Linked DNA regions of Homo sapiens: region 2 is linked to region 1. A link is a loop called in an ENCODE intact Hi-C map of the cell type or tissue named here. Cell type or tissue: thyroid gland. All regions are shown on one strand. Links, peaks and the distances in the headings refer to the core of each region. The heading gives the core; the rest is flanking DNA. Region 1 has its middle 46 kb from the start of ERBB4. Region 2 overlaps ERBB4 (erb-b2 receptor tyrosine kinase 4).

Region 1 (2,826 bases), core at 199-2,698:
TGACCAGAACTTCCAACACTATGTTGAATAGGAGTGGTGAGAGAGGGCATCCCTGTCTTGTGCCAGTTTTCAAAGGCAATGCTTCCATCTTTTGCCTATTCAGTATGATATTGGCTGTGGGTTTGTCATAAATAGCTCTTACTATTTTGAGATACATCCCATCGATACCTAAATTATTGAGAGTTTTTAGCATGAAGGGCTGTTTTCTGCATCTATTGAGATAATCATGTGCTTTTTGTCTTTGGTTCTATTTATATGCTGGATTATGTTTATTGATTTGCATATGTTGAACCAGCCTTGCATCCCAGGGATGAAACCCACTTGATCATGGTGGATAAGCTTTTTGATGTGCTTCTGGATTCGGTTTGCCAGTATTTTATTAAGGATTTTTGCATCAATGTTCATCAGGGATATTGGCCTAAAATTCTCTTTTTTTGTTGTGTCTCTGCCAGGCTTTGGTATCAGGATGATGCTGGCCTCATAAAATGAGTTCAGGAGGATTCCCTCTTTTTCTATTGATTGGAGTAGTTTCAGAAGGAATGGTACCAGCTCCTCCTTGTACCTCTGGTAGAATTCGACTGTAAATCCATCTGGTCCTGGACTTCTTTTGGTTGGTAGGCTATTAATTATTTTTGTGGACATGGGGTCTCCAGGCTGGTCTCAAACTCCTGACCTCAGATGATTCTGTCACCTCAGCCTCACAAATCACTGCCATTACAGGCATAAGCCACCGTGCCTGGCTGTTATTTTTATTTTTTGTAGGGATGGGGTCTTGCTATGTAGTCCCAGCTGGTCTTGAACTTCTGACCCTCAAGCACTCCTCCCACCTCAGCCTCCCAAGTAGCTGGGATTATAGGTGCAGCCAGGTTCCAAGATGGCCGAATAGGAACAGCTCCAGTCTACAGCTCCCAGCATGAGCGACGCAGAAGACGGGTGATTTCTGCATTTCCAACTGAGGAACACAGCTCCTTGCCAGCAATGGAACAAAGCTGGATGGAGAATGACTTTGACAAGTTAAGAGGAGAAGGCTTCAGACGATCAAACTTCTCCGAGCTAAAGGAGGAAGTTCGAACCCATCGCAAAGAAGCTAAAAACCTTGAAGAAAGATTAGACGAATGGCTAACTAGAATAACCAGTGTAAAGAAGTCCTTAAATGAGCTGATGGAGCTGAAAACCATGGCACGAGGACTACGTGATGAATGCACAAGCTTCAGTAGCCAATTCAATCAACTGGAAGAAAAGGTATCAGTGATTGAAGATCGAATGAATGAAATGAAGTGAGAAGAGAAGTTTAGAGAAAAAAGAGTAAAAAGAAATGAACAAAGCCTCCAAGAAATATGGGACTATATGAAAAGACCAAATCTACATCTGATTGGTGTACCTGAAAGTGATGGGGAGAATGGAACCAAGTTGGAAAACAGTCTGCAGGATATTATCCAGGAGAACTTCCCCAACCTAGCAAGGCAGGCCAACATTCAAATTCAGGAAATACAGAGAATGCCACAAAGATACTCCTCGAGAAGAGCAACTCCAAGACACATAATTGTCAGATTCATCAAAATTGAAATAAAGGAAAAAATGTTAAGGGCAGCCAGAGAGACAGATCGGGTTACGCACAAAGGGAAGCCCATCAGACTAACAGTGGATCTCTCAGCAGAAACTCTCCAAGCCAGAAGAGAGTGGGGGTCAATATTCAACATTCTTAAAGAAAAGAATTTTCAACCCAGAATTTCATATCCAGCCAAACTAAGCTTCATAAGTGAAGGAGAAATAAAATCCTTTACAGACAAGCAAATGCTGAGAGATTTTGTCACCACCAGGCCTGCCCTACAAGAGTTCCTGAAGGAAGCACTAAGCATGGAAAGGAACAACCAGTACCAGCCACTACAAAAACATACCAAATTGTAAAGACCATCGATGCTAGGAAGAAACTTCATCAACTAACGAGCAAAATTAACCAGCTAACATCATAATGATGGAATCAAATTCACACATAACAATATTAACATTAAATGTAAATGGCCTAACTGCTGCAATTAAAAGACACAGACTGTCAAACTGGCAAATAAAGAGTCAAGACCCATCAGTGTGCTGTATTCAGGAAACCCATCTCACATGCAGAGACACACATAGGCTCAAAATAAAGGGATGGCGGAAGATCTACCAAACAAATGGAAAACAAAAAAGGCAGGGGTTGCAATCCTAGCCTCTGATAAAACAGACTTTAAATCAACAAAGATCAAAAGAGACAAAGAAGGCCATTACATAATGGTAAAGGGATCAATTCAACAAGAAGAGCTAACTATCCTAAATATATATGCACCCAATACAGGAGCACCCAGATTCATAAAGCAAGTCCTTAGAGGCCTACAAAGAGATTTAGACTCCCACACAATAATAATGGGAGATTTTACATCCCACTGTCAACATTAGACAGATCAATGAGACAGAAAGTTAACAAGGATATCCAGGAATTGAACTCAGCTCTGCACCAAGCGGACCTAATAGACATCTACAGAACTCTCCACCCCAAATCAACAGAATATACATTCTTCTCAGCACATCACACTTATTCCGAAATTGACCACATAGTTGGAAGTAAAGCACTCCTCAGCAAATGTAAAAGAACAGAAATTGTAACAAACTGTCTCTCAGACCACAGTGCAATCAAACTAGAACTCAGGATTAAGAAACTCACTCAAAACCACTCAACTACATGGAAATTGAACAACCTGCTCCTCAATGACTACTGGGTACATAAAGAAATGAAGGCAGAATAAAGATGTTCTTTGAAACCAAGGAGGACAAAGACACAACCAGAATCGC
Region 2 (2,826 bases), core at 236-2,735, 1.1 Mb after region 1:
GATAATTTGTATATTTATAAGTGCTTCATAAATAACAAAGTATCATATATAAATTGTCACTTTTATGAGTTTATGTCAATGTTTCACATATAGACTAAAGCAGGGGTCCCCAACCCCAGGACCACAGAGCCATACAGGCCGCAGAGCAGAAGGTGAAGGGGGCTGCAAGTGAGCATTACTGCCTGCGCTCCACCTCCTGTCAGATCAGCAGCAGCATTAGATTCTCATAGGAGTGGGATCCCTATTGTGAACTGTGCATGCGAGGGATCTAAGTTGTGCACTGCTTGTGAGAATCTAATATCTGATGACCTGAGTTGGGACAGTTTTTTCCCAAAACTATCCCTCTCCCCTCCTCCCACATCCATGGAAAAATTGTCTTCCACGAACCAGTCCCTGGATCCTAAAATGTTGGGAACCACTGGACTAAAGCACTGGCATATATTTATATAAATTTTGCATACGTATATATGTATATATATTTAATACATCCACCTCATCTGCTAGAATTTGAGCTCAGAGTAATGAGGACCTCTTTGAATGTTGAATAAATGAGTGGGTATTTGGATTTACTTCAATAAATTAACCAGCTTGATTTATATTATAAACTCATTATGTTTCGAAAATTTGCAATTATTCATTGATTCAGAAGTATATCTGAGTGCCTAAAGTTTGCATGATACTGTGCCAAGTGCTGGGGATATAAGATTGTATATTATATCCTTACATTGTTTGTCCTTACATTGTACTGTCTAGCAAAAACACAGACATAGAATAATAAAACAACGGGATTATTGCTTTTACAGAATGCCTTATATACTGTGCCCCATTCATTTCTCACTTCAAATCTGTGAGGTAGTTATCGGGATCACTTAGTTAACAAATGAAAAAACAGTAGACTTGAATAAAACAGACTTCAAATTCCTCATTATCATAGGTGGCTTCACACACTCAGGCTCCTCATCAGTCAATACACAATAAGTTTGTATGTTCGGGTGCACATGCAAAACCCTGTATATGTATGTCAGTATGTGATACTAAGTAAAATGACCAAATTATCACATACTTAATGCCTGAATCTTCAAGAAGTGGAAACTTTACGCTGTGAACTGGCTGAGACTTCTGGCTACTCTTTAGAAAGAGGAAAATTTATTACTCCTGGGACTGATAAAATTAGGTATCAATTTATTACTCCTGGAACTGATAAAATTAGGTATAAATTGTGGAGCATTTGAGAGGACACGAAGAAGCTCTCTCTTGAAACTGGCAGCAACTATGGATGTAGAAGTACTTAAGTGCAGAGTACTTCACTTGTGGACATATTTTATGTTTGTAATTTTTTCCTTCAAATAGTGAAAAACAGGCAAAATTAAAAGTAAGCAATCACATAGAACAAGCTAAGGGAGAAAACATAATATGAACTGTTTTGTCATTTTGATTCTTAAGTAATCATTTTAATTTGCACTCCCAAATTATGAGAGATTTATGTGGGTTTTATATGTAAGCATATAGACATTTGAAGCTTTTCCCTTTTTTCCCCTTGTTCTAATGGTGAAGGAACTGATTTCAATTGGCAAAATAAAACCAAACAAAAGGCAGCTGAACAGTGCTGCCACCTACTGTTCAGAGAGCTGTTTAGCACTGCTGGGAACCCATTGTCCCTGGCAACTCATGGAAAATGAATATTTAAGTATTTATGACATCCAAATAAGAAGTCCACTGAACTCCCTACAGAAATAACTTCTCAAATCAGCTAGTAGGAAATCATAATTATAAGTCCATCAGAGACTTGCAGTTAGTAGATTATGCAATGCTAAATTTTGTGTTTCACACACTCAAAAAATGTAAGCCATCTGTGTGTAAGAGCATTTTCTATTGAAATAGATGATCATATTAAAACAGAGTAATTTCTGTTCTACTGTGCTAATGAATTTTATTGGGGACAGAAATAAAACGGACACTAAAGACAGAGAAGCACCGTTGAAGATAAAGCACATTCTTTGTTGTAAGTAGCAAAAGACTGATACATTCAGCAAAAGAATGGTTCATAGAATTTTTAAAGGGTTTCATTTGGAAAATGATTTTAAAACTCGCCAGGCAATATTGACAGCACATCCTGTGTGCCGGCCAGCCAGCCGGCTCCTTACACAAGTGAGGAGGCAGAACCGTCCTGGCGGGGAGGCACTGACAAGCCAAATGAGAGTTGGCCACAGTCTTTGTTTGCTTAATAGGAAAAGTTATTACCTTTGCTTGTTATCCCAAGAAGGCTAATGGAGCTCTCATGGTTCTCTCTTTCCAGACACTAAATAACATCAATTACAATCATCCCAATTAAAACAGGGAATAGGAGATGTAAAGTTAAAAATTAAACCAATAACCCCCTGACTGACATCTTCTGTTACTTTTTCTTGTCACTTGTACTCTTTAAAATTCTGGTTTCCTTCATTAACTCACATCACCTTAAAAACCCCTAAATTACTTTAAAGAGAGAGAGAGAGAGAAATGCATTTGCTCTAGCAGTCTTAATGTTTGAGGGTCTCTAGCATCAGTGCAATTGGGTGCCTGATTTTCTTAATGCTGCATTCAAAATGTTATCTAAGAAGTGTAAAGCATAGAGTCAGAGAATACATGGATTTAGACTAAACTGAATTTATTTTCAATTTTGTGATGTCTTAAATATAACAACAACATCCTACTGATTGATGCCTCTAAGCTTTTATTTATAAGCTCTTAAGGATTAATAGGTTATAATTTATATTCTCTACCAAAGTGTTCTCAGGTTACAAATATTCTTAATGGAAGATATTCCACATATTTAGTCAATACATA

Evidence for each region. A loop is a pair of places that touch in the nucleus more often than their neighbours do. Peaks named below come from ENCODE experiments on the same cell type or tissue, not always from the same donor. Only the 100,000 strongest peaks of a DNase experiment are listed, where the experiment ranks them.
Region 2: a loop joins it to region 1, with 4 times the contacts of the local background. A loop is called at or near these places in 3 of 110 quality-filtered maps.

Annotation. Positions count from the first base shown.
Region 1 is chr2:212,583,579-212,586,404 of GRCh38, reverse strand. No RefSeq gene overlaps it. Among named protein-coding and RNA genes, the nearest start is that of ERBB4, 46 kb to the right of the region's middle. In thyroid gland, for the core only: no CTCF peak of the experiment used is centred there; no DNase peak of the experiment used is centred there.
Region 2 is chr2:211,454,216-211,457,041 of GRCh38, reverse strand. The region is part of intron 20 of ERBB4 (erb-b2 receptor tyrosine kinase 4); the gene reads left to right. Among named protein-coding and RNA genes, the nearest start is that of CPS1-IT1, 840 kb to the right of the region's middle. In thyroid gland, for the core only: a CTCF peak has its summit at 1,611 (motif pointing left); a DNase peak (open chromatin) is centred at 2,161.